2 separate regions of the Homo sapiens genome follow, and region 1 is linked to region 2. Evidence: chromatin loops called from intact Hi-C (ENCODE). Cell type or tissue: B cell. All regions are shown on one strand. Each heading gives the region's core, and the rest is flanking DNA. Links, peaks and the distances in the headings are about the cores only.

Region 1 (10,439 bases), core at 4,432-6,931, 330 kb after region 2:
CAAGAACCAGTACCATACTTTTAAACATCTTGATTATGATCTACTTGACAGTCATATTTGAGTTGTTGCTCTGTGTAACATAAGAGTTGGGCTACACCTTCAGAATAACTGGCAAAGCACCACCAACTGGCTGTGTCCTGAGAGGCTACCCAGCAACCTGGCTTTTTGTCTGAGTATCAGACGCCCACTCTTCATTGGACCATAGAGGTTTTTCTCCCTAGTCCTCACCTCCAGCTCACTCCACCAAGTTATTAGGAGTCTCTGAAAGAAACACGGAACACCCAGAGCAGAAAGCCAATTTCTAATTGGGCCATCAGATAGGGAAGAAATGACAACTTCAACAAGATTTCTTGTGATCCTTGAGAGGTAATTTTAAACCCTTTCCTGTTGGTTGTAGGAGAGAAAAAGTAACTTGTTTTCCTTACTCATTGCAAGGTTCATGGCTGACACTGCTATAGCAAAAGTCAACAAGAGAAAAGCATAACCAAATTTAATTCATATAAGTTTTTTGTGACACGGAACCTTTAGAAATGAAGACCCAAAGATCCAGGGAAAACTATTTTTATGAACAATCTTGCAGAAGTGTGATTGGAGGACAAAGGGGTATGATTTAATGGTAATAAACGTGGGGGAACTTAGCAAGGCCTGTTTGTTCAGATTCTTCTTGACCTCCAGGACTGCTCTGGATGGAGGGTCTTATGACCTACTTTCAGGGGAGTAGGCCAGAGAATTTTTTTGTGACCTTCTTCAGGGGAGGAAGGTGGAATAAGGTCAGAGATAAAGAAAGAGGGTCAGAGAGTGCTCTTCTGCTTTTGTGGTTTTCTCGATTTCTTTCAGCCGTAAATACTCAGTATGCCCAGGTGTCATTGTAGAAGATGAGAATGGAAGGCACAGAAAGAATGTGGCATGAGTAAGAAGGAGGAACTCAAGGCTTTTCTTATTTTACAACCTGAAGAAAGGAACCCATAGAAATAATCCTTTATTTCACTGGTTATTTGTTGCTGAGGGTCTCCCTGGCTTGGCCCACCTAGATCTACAGCATATAGAGACCCTTGGTGCAATCCAAGAGGAGGGGAGAAATGCCAATTGCTGTATCAGCATAAATGCACAAACTCAGAAAGCTACTGGCAGCAAGCCATGGGTTCAAATCTGAGCTCTACCAGTTACTTTCTATGTGACCTCAGACAAATTGCTTAGCTTCCAAACTATTTCCCTGCCTCCTGTATTGCACCCCTTTTAATGCAGCCAAGGCAGGACAGAAAGTGCAAGGCAAAGAGCTTGAGAGAACACCATGAGGAAGATATCTTCATGAGGTTGGCATGGCTGGAGCTGAGGATGTATGTAGGGATGCGAAGCTAATGAGAAATCCAAAAATCAAGGGCAGGAGAGAGACCAGAATCAAGGCCATTTTGGAGGTTACAGTAATACCCTACAAATGAGATGAAGAGAAACTGAACTTGGATAGTGGCTGTGAGAAGGGAAAGGACTCTACCTTTAGGAGACAGACTCAGCGAAGGGCAGTACAAGGTGACTTCCAAGTTTAGGTCTAGATAAATGGGGGGGTGGTGCGGGGTGATGGCTTTCATGTAAGTAGGACCGTAAGTGAAATTGGGAGGGCTTGAAGGGAAAAGATGGGTTTAGTTTTCCTAATAAGCTAAATTTGTAGTGCTAAATATCCATGGAGAAGTCAGGAAGGCCGGTAGAAATGAGAATTTGTTTCATCATTTTTCTTTTTTTTCTTTTTTTTGTTTGAGACAGGGTCTTCTTCTGTCAACCAGGCTGGAGTGCAGTAGTGCAATGGTGTGATTTCAGCTCACTGCAACCTCAAGCATCTGAGGCTCCAGCAATCCTCACACCTCAGTCCCTGAGTAGCTGGGACTATAGACACATGTCACCATGCCTGGCCAATTTATGTACACACACACACACACACACACACACATGCACACACATACACACACACACACACACATGCACGTATATGTATATATATATATTTGGTAGAGACAGGGTTTCGCCATGTTGCCTCGGCCAGTCCTTTTTTCCATTTGTATCACGTAATGTGTTAAAAATATACAATCTTCTTAAAGTTGAGGGTAATTAGGATAAATAAAATAAATACTTAATTAAGAGAGTCCTCAGTATACCAATGCTGAATATAACTGATTCAAGAAAAAAATTTAATTCTGGGAAGCATGCTTATAGATAGTAAATTGAATTTTATGTGTACATGTGTGATAGACACATCCAGATTCACACACACACACACACACACACACACACACCACACACAGAAACTGTTTCCCTATTCATTAACAGAGCAGAAGGAAACCATGGCATTGAGGAAGGAGTAGATGATCACACCCAGCCTCCTGGCTTGATTAATAAGCGACAGAATCATGTTCCTGTTTTGAGGAAGCTTTCCTATCATGGCTGTCGTCTCTGGAGAGCTCCAGCCTACAAAGCGATAACATCTGGTGCCCATTATTTCCCCAGATCTGTTGTGATTAGTCCATATGATAAGCCTGGCCAATTGCTGTGGGCAAGGTATTGCTACATTCTCCCCATCAGGGTACTGGAGCTGTCACTTCTGGTTTGTGGCCCCTGCTAATTTGCCACCAAAATTTCCAATATCTGCTAGAATTCCACAAGGAAATCTCAGTGCCTTGGAGGGGCAATAGGCTGTGTGGCTGTAGACAGAAGGCCAGCGCTGATAATAAAGAGGCGAGGTTTATCAATTAACTCAAGCAGCACTGTGTGGACAGTGACCAGCGGTCCACTCCCACTTCCGTTGTGTCAGGTTGATGAAATGGTCCAGGAAAACTTCAGATTTGCTGATGACAGAAACAGTGAAGCATCTGAAAGTTAGAAGAAAAAAATGGTTTAGAAGCTCTTTACTATTTGACCAAAGTGAATTTTCTGGCCTTCCAGATGCCTTTTCCTTCTCCATTCCTCCCCCTCCCTCTCACACTATGATACATGAGGATAATAGTTGGAACCCATCCAGGTGGCAGAATGGCTTGTCATTTCAGATGGTAGAAAAAGATTCAAGCCCCTAAAAAGGGCAGTTGCACTATCTGATAGGACTCATTAATATTGGAGCTGGATATTATGTTTTATGTTCCTTTAAAAACTGACCTAGAGCTTACTTTTATGAGAGTTCTTCAGATTTACTTGGAACAACCAATACACTGATGGCAAAAAGTAAAAAAAAAAAAAAAATGCAGCCAATCAAACAATTATAATTTTAAAGAACTGACATTCATTGAATATGTTTTTTACTGAAATTAATGTGCATTTTGTCACTAAATAATTTCTGAAGATGAAATGTGGGACATTTTACCAAATTGATATTTGAAAGGTTAGAGAGCAAATTAGCGCTTTCTGTATGTTTTTTGTGATTTTAATAAACATTTAAAATTATTTGGTTCAAAAACAGTCTTAGAAACATATACTTGTTTTGATACTTTGGAAAATAATTTCAGCAAATAATTCAGAATTTAAAATATATGATAATTTATCACTTATTCAATTGAACCTATAATTTCTTACTAATCACATGTCAAGTGTTATGACTAAAAGTTGTCATAAATAACTTGCCACTTAAATCTGCATAAAGGAAGTAAAATTAACTATTAACTACATGAGAAGTTACTATGTGAGAAGAAGATCATGTGATGGATGCCTGAATTTCTCCTCTGTTATCTAGATGTTTTGCTGTTGTGCAAACATGGACCTGAAATCCAGAATGGAGAAAGGTTATTTTGTGACTAAAGTCAAAGATGTTAGAAGCAACAGATAGCCAGATAGCCAAAATCCAGATGCTGAATTTTGTAAGCAAACATCAGATTTGTACAGCCAGAATCATTCCAGCAAATGTAAATATGGGTGAAACAAAATAGTGGTGTAAAGATAGAAGGAATGGTTTGTCCTGAACTATCAAGTAATTTTGTCTAACTTTTTTTTCTATTAACAGAAAAAAAAAATAGAAATGTTGATTTAAGGCAAAAATGCAAACAGTCTTCCAATCTTACTCTGCCTGAGTCAAAATAGCCTTTTTACTTTTTCTTCTTTATATTAATCCCATTTTAATCTTGCTCCTGCTGCCCAGAGAACCTTTAACCATGGAATGCTGGTCTGGCTTTAGTAGACTTTCATTCCCCTAGTTCCACTTCCAGCTGAGCTCTGCTTCTCCCCTCCCAGTCCCTGGCCTGTCTCCAGGGCTCAGAGATCCCTTCTCATACAAGGACCATGTTTACCTGGTGAGGACAACCAAGCTAGTGATGAAGCTGTTATCCTCTGAAGTGTGGTACCTAATAATTTAGGCTCCAGCTGGATTTGGAAAGGCCTGAATGCTATCAATTAGTTGTGTGCAAGCAGCATTCCCTCAGTAATGAGCTCTTCGTCACTTCACTTTGAACGCTGGTGTCTTGACCAAGAGGTCTCCTATAGGCAAGTCACTGAAGAAAACAGAATGAAAAATCTGTCATTAATGAATTTGCCCCCCAGGTAGATCTAAGAAGACAGACTTTGGCTCCATCTAGGTCAAAGCTGAAGTCCAGTGAGTATGCAACCCTGGGCCATGACTTTGGATAATGGAAGCCCAAAAGTCTTCCCTCAATCATTAGCCTCCTTCAATTGTTTTTGAATTACATATTAATTAATCATTTCCTTCAAAGAGAAACTATCTGGGAAAAAAAGTTTGCTATTGACAGGGGTAAATCAAAGTGTAAAATTGATCTATAGAACTATATAAATGATATCAGTAATAATGTAATGAAAATGCTTCATTTTATTTCCTTTATGTTTTTCTAAAGTTGATAACTACTGCTTCAATATTGCATTTCAGATTTTCTATGCAGGTACAGTCACATTTATGTCTTTTAATAATAGAGTTCATCCATCATACAAGATTGATGATCCCTGCAGAAGTTAAAAGTCTAGGAATAAGAAATTTGGTAAGTTTTTATAATCAAAAAACAAAGTCTGGTAAGGGTCAAACCTCCAAAAGTAAAAGGCTATGCTAATCTCTTAGAGATGAATGAATTCCTTGTGGATGTTATCAGTAGTTAAGTTTTTGGCTTTGCAAAATCTCTTTCCTTTTCTTTAATATTTTCCTTTTATTACCCATAGTTTTCCCTTAGAACAATTAATTTAGTAAATTTAAACAGAGTAAAAAATCTAAAAACCTACAAGTTGTTTTCATAATGACTCCAAATAATATCTCCCATTTTTCCAGTGAATGTGTTTTGCCACTTCAATTGCCTCTACTGATCAAGAAAGCAAAGACCCCCTAAACTTCAGGGCAAAAAGTGAAGAATAAATTTGATTTGTGTTAGTGCCAATACAGTTTTGAGTATGTGTGTAGCTTTGATGTGATTAAAAACATGGTCATTCTTCTGGTTTAAAACAATGAAAATTAATAAATAGACTACTTACAACAATTTTTTAAAATCATGAGCATTTGGGTGTGTTAAAGTACTTATTCAACTTTGCTAAATGTATTCATCCCGAACTGAAAGTAGAATTACTCCTGCTTTTGCATTTAATGCATAATAACATAGGGTAAAATCTCCTGGGGTAGAGAGGCAGGCATAGTCTTCAAGTCTAAGCACAAACCCAGAAGTTCCACTTGACTAGGCTTACAGAGGAGCCCTCTCCTCTGTGAGAGGTCAGACCCTCTCCATTGACACTAATGGACCGTTTTATGCAAAACTGTTCATTTTCCGGAAGGGACCATGTTTGACTGGTGGAGTGATTCACAAAAATCACTTCATTAAAAGAATACTCTTCATGCATGGCCTTACTCCCTTTAGTGGGACAGAAACTGTGAGCCATGCATGGGTACCCAAGAAAGGGGAAGCTCATCTCCACAGTGTGAATCCAACCCCGAGTTCCAGTCCCTGTGTTCAGACAATGACATCCTGTCGCTGGCACACAGGCTAATGCAAACCTTGCAACTCCATTTATCCCTGGAATGCCTAATTCCATGCAACTGAGCATTACACACAACATTAGGGGATCCAAATCCACAGGAGAGCCCCCCAGAACCCCAAGTCCCCACACCAATGCTAGGTTTCTTTTCCCCTAGTTCTCCATGGAGCAGCAAATGGTGCTGTTCATGACAGGTATGGCCAATGGAGCTTCAAGTTTTCCTTCTCTGACCAGGCCCACGAGAGCTCTGTTCCCTGTGAACCTACGAAACCAACACAAGCTGCATGTGCTGTCTCCTCTTGAAAGAGCACTTGCTCCCAGGAATTCTCTCACAGTCTCCAATAGCAGAAGTCCAAAGACATGACAATATCAGAGAGGAAGGTGCTGTCATTTGCAAAAGGAGAAGGAATAGGGCCTACTGAGGTTTGGAAGGCAGAAAGGAAGCAAAAGGCTGAGATGTTGGTGAGACCATGGTGAAAATGCCAAAAGATTCTGGTACAATGTCTCTAAACCTTTTGAAGCTTCAGCAGCCTACATTGTTCTTCCGAAGTTGCCTTGCTTGGTCTGTCAATGCACCTAGCTGCAAATGCCACCACTTTGCATCCATCTGAAGGGTGATTCTGCTTCTCTCATCAGGACGTCTCTCTGTCTCTCTCTTATTACTTCTTGACTTCTGCATTGGATGTGGTAATAGCAGATTTCATTTAAGTTTGGAGTCTATACCCTTCAACCTTTCAAAATACTAAAAAGCGAGTTCGTTGCCTTTAAGATTGCAGTGACCAGCAGGCTGTGAAAGGTCGGTTTTGCTGTGATTTGCACAACCCAGGACTGCTCAGAGCTCAGCTGCACCAGGCTAATTTCCATAAGCATCATGTGGTGTTACAGAAACCACATTTTGCCAAGCTGTCAACTATACAGCCTTCTCTTTGCTAAACAGACTCCCATTAAAACTGTCTGCACAATTTGTCAGTTAAATGAGGTACAAGAGGGACGCTCTATTTGCCCCTAATTAGCTGCACAGACTACCTTTGTCTGTTTGATTAAGCATTCACATTATCAATTTTGTTTAATCTGATTCATTTCACACACCTCCCCTGGGACTCAGCCCATATGGTTAACTAATCTCTGATATCATCTCTCATATCAGGCAGCTATCATCCCCCCCAGAACACATTCTACCCACAGGCATCATGCTCATCAAGCTCAGCAGAGGGGAGTTGGTCTGGTGAGAGGCAGAAATGGAGCCCAGGAACTGAAGCTGAACCCTGACATGCTTGACTTAAAGCAGAGAGCAAATTCTTCCTTGGTGCCATCTGTCCGCCGTCATCCATCCACTCGTTTATTCATATTCACTCATTCACTCATTCCGGCAGTATACATATTGTCTGCCTACTATGCACCAGGGGCTGTGGTGGGAGGTGGGAGGGATACAAAGTGTACAAGATAAGGTTCCTGCTCTTGGATTGCTTATTATCTCAGCCCTGGAGAGTACTATGGAAACCGCCAACTAGTGTGCAAAGCACACTCCTTCCCTGAGGCCAGTTTACCTAATATCTGTCACACATGGCCTATTTGGCTGGGCTACCAAACAACTCGCTGAAGAAAGCTTTTAGATAAAGGCATTAAAGCAAGTGGTCATGGCTTCATGAAATAATCTCCCCTCCCACTCCCAACTTGGACAATGATTGGCAATGGGAAGGAGGAGTTTTAGGAATTGGAATTAACAAATTACTTGATCTTTCACAGTTATGAAATTTCAATGCATCTCATGCATGATTGAAGCTATTCCTTAATTAAATCAAACTAGTTGTATTCAACCTGATATCTTCAGTATATTGACAGAGAGACTATTAAACAGTAGTAGAGCACAAATAAAAATGTTGAGAGAAAAAGTAATTCATTTAATTTAGATGAAAGTATAAAACTAATCTGAAAATGGGTGTAGTTGAAAAATATACAGGCATTCTTGGCTCATGAAATACATGTGTTTGTAAAAATCAATATCAAAACCTTATGCTGAATAGATTGCAATCTCAGAAACATATTCTCCGTGGGTATTAGGGCAAATACAGACTTATGAGACCCGAATAAAAGCAACATGTGAAGAAAAAACCCAAGGGTTTTAGGACAACATGAATCCATAGAGCAATGAGGTTGTCAAAAGAGTCAACGTGTGTTTAGATTACATCCATAGAGTCAGGCAGAGTCCTGCTCCAATTTCCACAAGTCAGGACGTTGTTCTAGGGATCATGCTAGAAGGTTCTTGGGTCCTGGCAGGTGATAAACACTTGGAAATGAATATTGAAAATTCAGCATTGGAATTGGAGGGCCCTAGAAGTTATCCAGTGCCATCCTCTACTTTTTCTGGGAATCTCCTGGATGACATTCCTAGGTAAGGGAATTGTCAGATTCTGTATAGGTGCCTTCACGAATGGTTCCACTGTTCTGCTGAGTTGCCCCCTCCAGTCTGTCAGTGCTGGCAACTGAAAATGTAGTTATTACGCTGAGCTGAAATCTGCCCCTGTAAAACTCCATTCGCTGACTCCAGTGAGTGGATCCCTGCAGTAAGTCTGATCCCGTCTTAATAATTTTGAAGACACCTTTAGTGCTTAACCTCAGCTTTCCTTCACCAAGCACAGCACCCTCGATTCTTTCAGCATTTCTTCATTTTGGGGTTTCCAGTCCTCCCACCCTCCCTTCTCCCTTTCTTCCAAATATTCTTTCGTTGGTTACCCTTCCTCTCAGAGTGTGATCCCTGGAACAAATTCCTCACATGTGGAAATTAAAGCAGGACTCTACCTAACTCTATGGATGTAATCTAAGCACATGTGGACTCTTTCAACAGCAACCTCATTGCTCTGTGGATTCATGTTGTCCTAAAACCCTTGAGTACTTATTTTTTTAAGTGTTGCTTTTATTCAGTTCTCATCATTCTGGATTAGATCTAATACTCAACTTTATGTTAATCCCTATTATGTATTATCTTATTGACATCAGTTCATCATTTTAGTTTGTGGGTTGAAATCTGATTCTGCCATTTCAATTTTGTGTTGTCTCCCAGTTCGACAGGGATGGCATGACTGTCTTTATCCAAGTCATTGATCAAAATGTTAAAAGAGAGAAGAATAAAAATGGGTAACCAGAAGTCACTGAGTTTTCTAGAATGAAAAAAAAAAAAAACTAGTACCAACACGTGTTGGGCAATTATTGATACCAGAGACTACAGTGAATGAATGCTTTATATGTCTTCTCCAATTTAGTACTCACAAAACTCTTATTCAGTATCATTAACACCAGATTATAGATGAGACAACTGAGGATAGGTGCCTAAGAAAATAACTGCCCGAAAGAAGGTAGTTAATAATTATTTGGAGTTAGAATTTTGACCAAGGACTGACTAATGCCTGAGCCTGACTTATGAAGCACTTTGCTGTATTTGCTACCTCTTTACTGCATCATTAAGAGAAAGGAATCAGACCATAGGCAACAACAATGACAGAAATGGAAAGTAAGATTTCCTGAACCCTCGTTATCTCACCCATGTTTGTTAGCATGCCACACATCCCACTCGGGTGAAAAGGGTTGAATTAACCACATCTCTCTATGAAAGTCACACTATCACCCTTGTTGGGCTCCTTTCATGATTTATTTATTTATTCTTTTGATTGTCCTTTCCATTTTCCATTCTTCTCCTGTCACAGAAAACTTTTCTAATATGCGTGGTCTATAACCTTGAATTTGTATATATCCTTGGGAAATGTGTAGTGTTATTGATTTGGATGTATTTATTTGTATAAAATACAATGGGCTATGGACTTCTTTCTGTGTTTTATTCTTCTTCCAGAGTACTAAGGTAAAAATCTTAGTCCTGCTTATATCTAGCTCATTGCCCCTAATGGCTGCATGGTAGAATCTGATGCACATCCACCACATCTTATTTTGTCCATTCCTGCAGTGATGGAGAGCTGGATTGCCTCCACCTCTCTGCTATCACAAACAACGCTAAAGTGAACTTAGAGGTCATTATGGTAAGTGAAACAAAACAGACAGAAGGAAGTAGTGCATGATCTCGCTCATATATGGAATCTAAAAAAGTTGAATTCATAGAAGCAGAGAGTAGGATGGTGGTTGCAAGCAACTAAGGGTGGGGAAAATGGGAAGATGTTGGTGGAAGCGTACAAAGTTTTTATAGGCAGGATGATAATTTCTGCAGATCTAATATACAACCAAGTGACTATGACTTTAGTTAATAATACTGTATTGTATACTTGAAATTTGCAGAGTAGGTATAAGTGTTCTCACTGCACACACTCATATACACACAAAAAGGTGACTATATGAAGGCATGGATATGTTAATTAGCTTGAGTGTGGTGATCATCTCATAATGTATACAGACATTAAAACATCACACTGTGGCCCGGCGCCATGGCTCAGGCCTGTAATCCCAGCACTTTGGGAGGCCGAGGCAGCCCAATCACTTGAGATCAGGAGTTCTAGACCAGC
Region 2 (10,439 bases), core at 4,917-7,416:
TTTCAAATTAGTAATGTTTACAGACATGTCTGCATCCATTGTACCTAAAAGAAAGTTAAAATGAGATAAAAATCTGGGAAAAAAAGGTGGCAGCTCATTTCCCACAATCTCCCTTGCTTTTTTAAACTCTTACTTTGAACTTACTGCTTTTTGCATGATAGTCTTCTGCCTTAATTCTTGAATTTTCCAAATTGATGTTAAAGTCTTTAATGACTCCTTTTTATACCAAATAACTCTCTCTTTTTTTCTTTTTACCAACTCTCTGATATGCAAATGTATGTCTGGAGTACCATAAAAAGGATTTTATTTTTCAAAAATAAACAAAGGGAGAATGTAGGTAACAAAATCTAATACAGAAGATGTATTTAACATCATGGTATAGTAGAAAAAAACAAGTTATTCTGTCTTGCATCATTGATGTTTATAAGTCACTTGATGAGCCATTATGAAACATCTCTGTTTGTAACATGCAAAGTTAACAGCTGGGTCATATTTATAGCATTCTACTCAATACCATGCCTCAGAGTCCAGGTTGAGAATTTGTGATTTGCAATTGATAGGCATATTTGCCTTCAGACATTGGAAAACTCTGAAATAGGAAAAAATAATGAAGACATTGTAAAGTATTTCTTTCCCTCTGGCAAGTAAAAGATTAATTACTGTTAGTATACCAGCTCTTTCTTATAAGAAATCATCCTGAAATCCTAAAATAGCCGCTTCATATCAGAGTGATATCCAGAAGCCTCTTTCAATATCTGTCCTAAAGGACAAAATGCCCACCCTCCAAACAGTCGAAGACAGATTTTTCATGGGGCATATTGTTGAATTTTGTGATGAATCTTGCTGAATTATTTAGCCTTTGGCAGCAAAATGTGGCTGGGAAGAACATGGACTGCGTGGCTTCACCACAGCAGCTCAGGTAGATGTCCTTGGGCTTGAACTTTCTGAACTTTGGCTCACTCTGATGAAATGGGAAAAACAACGGCAACTTTACAGAGTTGTTTCAAAGACTATATAAGAATTACAATAATAGCTAAGATTCTTGAAAAAATTTCCATTTGCCAGACACTGACTAGAAAGCTTGATATAGACTTGTCATTTCAAACAGATCAAATCTATATGGAAAAGGCACTTCATGAATTAGGCCACAGAAATGTGAATTTATTCCTCCTTCCTCTGTTATTTGAAACTCTCATAAAAGGGACTTTTTTTTTTGAGACGGGATCTCACTCTGTTGCCCAGGCTGGAGTGCAGTGGCACGATCATAGCTCAATGCAGCCTCCAACTTCTAGGCTCAGGTGATCCTCCTGTCTCAGCCTACTGAGTAGCTAGGACTACAGGTGTGTGCCATCATGCCTAGCTAGTTAAAAAAATTTTTTTGTAGGGGTATTGCTATGTCCCCTAGGGTGGTCTGGGACTCCTGGCTTCAAGCTATCCTCCTGCCTTGGCTTCCCAAAGTGCTAGGATTACAGGCCTGAGCCACTGCACCTGGCCAAGAATGATGTTTTTTTTTTTTTGTTTTTTTGTTTTTGAGACACAGTCTCGCTCTGTCACCCAGGGTGGAGTGCAGTGGCGCAATCTTGGCTCACTGCAACCTCTGCCTCCCTGGTTCAAGCGATTCTCCTGCCTCAGCCTCCCGAGTAACTGGGACTACAGGCGCGTGCCACCATGCCCAGCTAATTTTTTGTATTTTTAGTAGAGATAGGGTTTCACCATGTTGGCCAGGCTGGTCTCGAATTCCTGACCTCAGGTGATCCACCCACCTCGGCCTCCCAAAGTGCTGGGATTACAGGTGTGAGCCACCGCACCCAGCCGCCAAGAATGATTTTTAATGAGAACCTAACAGCTTAAAGGACATAGCTATGTACCTTCCCATTTCCCAATAGTTGAAGAGCCTTAAGATTTTTTCTACTTTTTGTTTGTGTTGCAAAATGAGTATTATAATTTAATCCCTTTTCTGTTGATAGGTGTGAATAGTATTTTGCTTTAAGTTTTAAAATTACTAATTAATTGAACAATAAAAAATTACCAAAATTTGTATTTCCCTTTATAAAACTGCTTATGTCTTTTTCCTATTTATTTATTGTTTTCATGTTTTTCTTATTGATCTATAAGAGTTCTTCATATGCTAAGAATATTAACTTTTTATTCATTAACTGTTGCAAAAAACTTTACACCTCTCTTTTTGTCTTTTAATTTGGTTTATGCTAAATTTTAAGACTCATAAAATTTACAGCTTTATGGGGTTATAAAGTCTATTAGTCTTTTTTCATTATGACTTCTTCCATTGTTTCTATATTCTAAAAGCTATTTACCTTCCAGAGATCAGAAAAATAGTAAAGTGCTTTCTTCTTTTTTTATTTTTTTTGAGATGGAGTCTTGCTCTGTCGCCCAGGCTGGAGTGCAGTGGCATGGTCTCGGCTCACTGCACTCCGCCTCCCTGGTTCACGCCATTCTCCTGCCTCAGCCTCCTGAGTAGCTGGGACTATAGATGCCCACCACCACACCTGGCTCTCTGGCTAATTTTTGTATTTTTAGTAGAGACAGGGTTTCACCGTGTTAGCCAGGATGGTCTCAATCTCCTGACCTTGTGATCCGCCCGCCTCGGCCTCCCAAAGTGCTGGGATTACAGGCGTGAGCCACCGCACCCGGCCTGCAAAGTGCTTTCTTCTAAGTTTATTTTTGGTTTGAGTTTTTTCAGTCTAATTCTTTGGTTAATCTAGAATTTGTTTTGATGCATGGTGTGAGAGGAGAATGAGAACTTTCTTTTGGCCTAACCACAATGACAGGCCCATATATCTACCTGTTAAAATAAATGGAAAAAGACACCCCAGGCAAACACTCAATGCCAAGAAATCAATTAGTGGATTTTCTTCTTGGAAATACTATCTTGTTACAAAGGAGAAAAATGCTTAGGAAACTTTTATATAACTTCAGGTTTAGCCCAAGATTTTTTAAACACAGGAAAATCTCTTTCCCTTTTTTCTTATTCAAGGCATACAGTACGTTACTTTTACCTTATTTCAGAGTATCCATGTCTGGTTTTGTTGATGTATAAACACTTGGAGGCTTCTCTCTCTCTCTCTCTGACTCTCTCGTCACACATACATATCTTCCTCATTTGGCCACCCCCTCACTTCCTAAACCTTGCATGAAAAAAAAAAAAGGTTACCTTCAGGTGAATGAGTAACTTAGAGTTGTGATACAAAGGACTTGCTGGGTTAATTCCCTGCCGTGTTGCAAGTTAAGACCTCAGGAGGGATCCTGATTGAGATTGAAGCTATATACATAAATAAATCCCCAGCCGAAGCTTGATTTGAATAGATATATGGGAGCTGGGGACAGAATTGACCAGATGCTGGACCATATGATAAACACAGAGGATCACGGTGTGGTATAAAACCTGGGCAGTTCCATGGTACAGCTGGCCGTGCATAATCTTCTGCTAATTTATAAGGCGGGAGCATCTGCTCTTTCACTGCCACTCTCCAATTTTCTAACAACCTTATCCTTGGGTCTCTGGTTTAAAGCAGCCCCATGACGTGGCAGGAAAGAAAGGAGGGTTATCACCAGGGAAAAATGACACTGCCCAGAATCCTGACTTTCAGAGAAAAAAGAGAAAAGGCCTTGATTCTTATCCTGACTAAGCCTTCTTTTTTGGATAGTGTCATTTTGAAATCATTCTTTTAGATAGGGCATCTTGGGTTGCCATCACGGGATAGTGTCTTTCTCTATAAGAAGATTCTTTCTGCCCCTTAATCTATTAGAGGAGGCTGGGCACCATGGCTCATGTCTGTAATTTCAGCACTTTGGGAGGCCGAGGTGAGTGGATCACTGGAGTTCAGGAGTTCAAGACCAGCCTGGCCAACATGGTGAAACCCCGTCTCTAATAAAGATAGAAAAATTAGCCAAACGTGGTGGCTCACGCCTGTAATCCTAGTTACTCAGGAGGCTGAGACAGGACAATCACTTCAACCCGGGAGATGGAGGCTGCAGTAATCTGAGATTGTGCCACTGCACTCCAGCCTGAGCGACAGAGTGAGACTCTGTCTTAAAAAAAATAAAAGAAGTCTGTAAGAGAAGAATTTAGGCCAAACTAAAGCCTCAGATTGCTTTCAGTTGAGATAATACTGTTTCTGTTTAATTCAAAGCAACTAGTATTTTCTGGGGACTACATAGGCAAAATTGAGAAGCAGGAGTTATAATGCCCTCCTGGCCCTGGAACTTCCCAAACACCCATTGAGAAGGCCTGTCTCCCTACTCATGATTCTTTCTCCTCTTACTCTTTCGACTTCCTGCCAGGCAGGTTGGGGTTATGGTGGTGGCATGCCTCTCATTAACTACTACATTAGGCCCAGCTTTCTGCTACATCTTTGTTTAACCACATTGATGTATTAGTTGATAGAGGCTTAAAATATTTTTATCTTAAAAGAGACATCTGACACTGATGTTAAAAGGCTCAAAGGAATGAATATCTTAATGACGGAATTTCATTTTCTGGGACTCATAGGTAAAATAGTTTAACGAAATGGATGACGTTACCTTCAAATAACACTCTCTGGAAGAAACTCATTGGTCTAGGGATTAGAAGAGGTTTTAGTCCTTATTCTGCAACTATTATAGCCTCTGACATTGGTCACACCACTTAAGCCCGCTGAGCCTGGAGTCTCAATACCTTTTTCCTTTTGAATGGCAGAGAAAAACAAAACAATACACTTGGAAATTACTCCCTCAGGGCTTTTGGGACAGCTCCTTTTTTTTTTTTTTTTTGCCTGAGCCCTAGAAAGGGATCTGAGGAATTTTCAATTAGAAAGTGGGAGTATACTCCAACATGTAGATGACCTTCTTGTATGTAGTCCAACCCAGGAGGCATCTGACCAAAAAACCTTAAAACCATTTTGCATTCCCCGGCACTCGAGTCAGAAGAGTACGTGGATCTGCCACTAATGGGTGGGCTGGGATCACGACCTCATTCATTGCCCTGAGCTCCTGTACCATATGGTATTCCCCCAAAGGCTTCAAAATGGTCAAAATGAGGGTATTACAGGGAGAATTACAGGATTTCAGAAGTCCACGGGCAAGCAACCCCTTAACTACAGACACTATGCCCTTTCTTGCTTCCAGCTTAATTGGGTATTGTTTTCTGTTGGGAAAATGACTGGGGTCTTTGAGCTGTATTTTGATGGGCACTGCCATTCTAGCCCTTCCAGCCCTCCCAGTACACCATGCTCGTGGGTTGACCTGTTTGTGTACAAATGCGACTGTCAAGGATGCCATAAAACTCATAGACAAGCTTAGGCTGCTGTCATATTAGAACTCATCATATAAATGAATTTAAGGCCAAAACACTCAATGAATGTTACATTTATGACCTTCTGAAGTTGCCCTTTGACCCAGCATCACCTTGGCCATTTGTATCCCCTTGAGCCTCCTTCCCTCCCCATCTAATGGACAGTGGAGTAGCAAAGGCTCATGTCCAGTGGTTGAGATGATTTTTGCAGTGCTATGCGTGCCATGGGCAAGGGTCAGGGCAAAACTTTGACCCTGTTGATCCCTTCTCACCCCCTCCTTCAGCTTTACTCATTTCTCCTGGGCCTGTGTGCCATGTTTGAATGCCCTCAATTTCTCACCATGTCCTGCTCAAAGACCGTATTCACTGATGGTGCGCTGGCTTTTGGTATTATAAAGATTCCCAAATTCCTCTGATCATAAGAATCACCTGGGCTGCTCATCTTGTAATTCTGAGTCAGAAAGTTTGGGGTGGGGCCTGCTGATCTGTGCATTTAACCAAGACTCTGGGTGAGTCTCATGATCACATGAGTCTGAGACACATGGATTTAATGACTATGAAAGTTGAAAGATGCCCCTGAGATCATTTAAACCAGTGGTTCTCAAAGTGCAGCTCCCAACCAGAGCATCAGTGTCACCTGGGATTTGTTAGAAATGCAAATTACTGACTCTATGAAAAAGGAACTCTGGAGGTGGGGCCCAGTTCCCTGTGTTTTCACAAGCCTTCCAGACAATTATTGCATAGGCTAAAACTCCAGACTTGCTGATGTAGACCATCTCTCTCCTGTTATCCTCTATTTTACAGATAAGGAATGTTGGCACTCTGTCTATCACTTTGGGACCTTGGGTGTTGAAGTTGGGGAGGGGGACAAGTGCTACAATCCCTAGGTGATTGTGAACAGGGTGAGAAGAGAGATGGTAGAGGGCTCCTGAGAATGGGCCATCAGTGGTGTGATCCTCAGCTTCCAATCCCTATTCTCTGAGCCTGAGGTCTTATCTGTAGACAAGGACTCATGTTTGCTGAGGGTGCTGCTAAAAGACACCAGGTGTCTGAAGGGCCAAACCTTTGTGGTAAACCAGAGCTTAGATGTTTATAGTAACTCTCCACTAAGAAATCCCCTGAGAACCCAGCCACCAAGAAGCCCCAGTTCCTCTAAAGAAAGACATGTCTCACTCTCAGAGAAGTTTCAGCTCTGCTTTTGGTGGTTAGTGCCTGCCCATTCTCAGGATGGTTCATGAAAGAGTCTTCTACTTAGTGCTGTGGAATAACCATCTGAAATTGTAAGCTGTGGGTAGATAGTACTGTGGTGTAATCACACATCTTCCTGTCACACTGGTGGGAAGGATCAAGGGTTCAGCATAGTTCAGCCATCCCTGTTATTCTCAAAACCAGTGTTCCCAAACTTCAGTCATTTGGCTATAATTTTCACAATGTTTCTAAATTCAAGTACAATATGTATTGTCGTTTTATCTAATATTTTTCACTTGCTCAACTTAAAAAAACTAAGAATATTTTCAAATTTTCAAAATAATTATGAAGATAGTACAGAGAGTTCTCATATATATACCCCACGCCTGGTTTCCCCTATTGTTAAAATCTTATATTAGTATAGTACATTTGTCATAAATAATGAACTAAATTAATTGATACATTATTGTTAACTAAAGTCCATGCTTTATTTAGTTTTTACTTAATGTCCTTTTTTTTCTTTTCTGTACCTGGATCCCATTTAGGGTACCACATTAAATTTATTCATCACATTGTATTTGGGTCCTATTCCAGACCTAACAAAAAGTGGACTGATGCAAAAGAATGACACTCTGGTTAAAGCTATTGCTGTGAGTATTAAAGCCCTTTGTCTCTGATCCAAGAGTCTCATGTCTTCTGCCAGCATCTAAGAAACACTGACAAGTCAATTAGTTAGTTTCCAGGTAGGGTAAAGGCTTAGATATCTTACAGTTCTTGAACTTTTTTGTTGCACAATTGAAGTATTCAAAAAGGGTAAAAAAAATCAAGTTTTTAAATATTTAAACTAATTCAATTAAAGTATAAAAGGCCACTTAAAAGTGATGGTTAAAAGTTGCCAGATTCATAAACAAAGTAATAAGGTTTATGAGTTGGACTTAAAAATTCAAGGAATAATGAGGAATTTAAATTTGTAATTTTAATAAATAAAGTATTAATTTAAGAAAATCACAGTATCCCCTTAGTAATTTTTCCTGTCTATAAAAGCCCCTATCAAGGATGCCACAAAACTCATCTAGATAAGCTTGGGTTGTCATATTGGAACTCATCATATAAATAAATTTACCCAAAATTGTTTATGACCATGAATGACAAAGCTTTACTGTGCTCAAGCACATTTGCATTTTAGAATAAGATAAACAGCTTTGTTCAAAGAATGAAAGTCTAATGGTGAAATTTTGCCGCCATTGCAGGGCTAGTGCCCCTCATGTCACATTATGAGGTTAGCTTCTTTTACAGATTCAAAGGATAAAACAAGGGCCCTCTACTTTGTCCCTGCTGAATTCTCGAGACCTAGAACAGGCACATAATTGATGCTTATTAAAGATGTACAAATTAATGATCAGATTTTAGCCAGGGCCAGATTTCAGTTTTAGAAACATCACTCTGGCTGTAATATGAAAGTTAGATGGAAGAGGTAACACTAGAGAGGAGACCAAGCAGGAAGTTGGTGGCAAACCCTGACAGTAGACACACGGCCATGGCTTCCAGGGTTTTGGACTAAAATCCTACCCTCTTCAGGAAATAACTAGTCTCATTCTGGAAAACATCTGTTGGCTTATTAGTGGTCTCTGAGGGAGGCTAAAAGCCTGACCCTGGGGTGCCCTGTGACCATGTGGCCCATACTTCTCATCATGAATGGGTCTTCTCTGGACCATTAAACCATGAAGCAGGAGGAGCATAGCAAGACTGGATCCAACCTTACAGCACAAATAAAACTGCAGGATGTCAAGGATCAATGGACAAGGTGACCTGTTCTGTGGACATGTGACCTACTCAGTTTCACACTCTGGCATTTTCTCAATGTGCTCGTGAGCAAATGTCTGTGCAGTAAGGTCAGGGGTCCCACATGGCTCAGAAGAATAGGCCTCCTCTCACTGAGGCTGACTTGGCTGCTGCAGGCCTGAGTGTCCCGTCAGTCAATGGCAGGAAGCAGCCCGTGAACATCTTGGAGGGGGCAGTGATTTGTCCTCAATGGGGGAGACACATCCAGATTTGGGTTTGCCTTCTGAGCCCATCATACTCATGTGACTTATTGAATGTCTTATTCACCAGGGTTTTTTACCAAAACACTGCTTCTGATTAAGAACTCAGTTGGCTTTGGGTCTGCTTACTTCCAGTCAGTACCTGGGCCACTGACCACTCTCAATGTTCTTTTCTGCACGTGGATATTCAGGCTGACCTATTTCCTGGCTTGTAGGTTTGACACACTTTTCTTTCCTGTTTGAATCGTAGGTACCTTGAAGCTATCTGAAAAAAAAAAAATTGGCTTGGGTAGAAAGGCAACACCCTGGATTTGTTCTTTGCCTGAGGCTTCCTCTCTGTGTGGCTGAGGAGTCTTAACAGGCCTTTGAGAAAGGGCGTGAGTACTGGTTTTATCACTTGCAGCTCTGGTTCAATTAAGTGCTATTATAAGCCTCTTTACGTATCAGTTGGCTTTTCAACCCTTAACAAGTCTCTTCTTTTTGGATGCTCTCTACTTTCTTCCAGCTCTGCTTGCAAACTTGTCAATTCTTGTCTTAGTTGATCACTTTTTTAAAAACCTGTTTATAGACAGCAAAGAGAAGCCAACACAGATTGACATTTGGATTCTTTCCAATAGCTTCATTTGAAGCAATAGGAGAAGCGATCTGCTTCTCCAGTTATTGTAGGTAATAGCTTTGCCAAATGTTTTTTGACAATAGAACAAGGGTGGTCAACATTTTAGCCTGAAATACCCACGTCCCCATCACCTGTGATTCTCTCATTGTACCAATGCCACATCTTAGGTTTCAGTTATGGCAGCACTATGCACATTTCTGTATTATTTAGGGCAAGTGCCCAGCTGCTGCAAAGAGAAGCCAAAATGCCCTGGTTTAAATAGGATAGATATTTATTTCTCTCACATATTACAGTGCAGTACAGTGCAGGTTCTGTTCCAGGAAATCATTCAGGGATGCATTTGAGTGAAGTCAAGCAATTGTCTTCAAATCATAGCTTCCACAGCTGCTAAAGACATAGAAAAAGGAAAGGTGATTTGAAAGTAAACATCTTTCAGAAGAGGAACTGGAAGATGAACATACCAATTTCATTCATTTCCATTTGGTGAGAACTCAGGTAATTGGCTACATTTAGCTGCAAAAAGTTTGAAAAAAGTCATCTTAAGTCGGGGCAGCCCCACCGAAGAAAAAGTGAGAATAGTTTTGGGGGGTTAACCAATATTATGGTCAGCATACTGGTCTACCTTATTCTTTATAGTGCTTATGTAGCATACGACTTAACAGATATACGGTAATTTTTCAACCATGTCCCTCTTGGAGGATTTTTAGATTGTTTCCAATATATTGCTATTATAATCCCTCTTTATACATAAATATTTGTGCCCTGTAATTTTATAATTTGTGTCCAAACTGCCCTCTGAAGTTGTATTATCCTATCCTCATACTAAGGGTGCTGGCTTCCCCATGGCTTCACAAAATTGCGTCTTATCTGACTTTTTAGTTTTTGCCAATTTATTAGGTAAAAGATGGTGTCTTGTTTTAGCTTGCATTTAAAAAATTATGTTTAGCATTTTTTCCTTCCTTTATAAAATCATTTTCTTTCTCCCTTCCTTCCCTTCCTTCCTTCCTTTTTCTTTTTCTTTCTTTCTTTTCATTCCTTCATTCCTTCCTTTTTTTTTTTTTTGAGAGAAGTCTCTCTCTTGTCCCCCAGGTTTGAGTGCAATGGCTTTTTCTCTGCTCACTGCAACCTCCACCTTCTGGGTTCAAATGATTCTCCTGCCTCTGCCTCCCAAGTAGCTGGGATTAAGGCGCCTGCCACCATGCCCAGCTAATTTTTGTATTTTTTAGTAGAGATGGTGTTTCACCATGTTGGCCAGGCTGATCTCGAACTCCCGACCTCAGATGATCCACCTGCTTTGGCCTCC

The links. Hi-C counts contacts between places; a loop is a spot of excess contacts. Peaks named below come from ENCODE experiments on the same cell type or tissue, not always from the same donor. Only the 100,000 strongest peaks of a DNase experiment are listed, where the experiment ranks them.
Region 1: a loop joins it to region 2, with 6 times the contacts of the local background. A loop is called at or near these places in 2 of 110 quality-filtered maps.

The regions. Positions count from the first base shown.
Region 1 is chr6:137,425,374-137,435,812 of GRCh38, forward strand. It overlaps LOC102723633 (a long non-coding RNA gene), which reads left to right. Exons shown (of 5, transcript XR_943053.1): 3 at 4,850-4,958. Among named protein-coding and RNA genes, the nearest start is that of OLIG3, 64 kb to the right of the region's middle. RefSeq lists an enhancer at 5,598-5,687. In B cell, for the core only: no CTCF peak of the experiment used is centred there; DNase peaks (open chromatin) are centred at 5,838 and 6,808; H3K4me3 peaks cover 1,547 bases; H3K27ac peaks cover 311 bases.
Region 2 is chr6:137,096,783-137,107,221 of GRCh38, forward strand. No RefSeq gene overlaps it. Among named protein-coding and RNA genes, the nearest start is that of IL20RA, 57 kb to the left of the region's middle. RefSeq lists enhancers at 318-487, 1,083-1,252, 9,339-9,398. In B cell, for the core only: no CTCF peak of the experiment used is centred there; DNase peaks (open chromatin) are centred at 5,959 and 6,379; H3K4me3 peaks cover 1,041 bases; H3K27ac peaks cover 2,374 bases.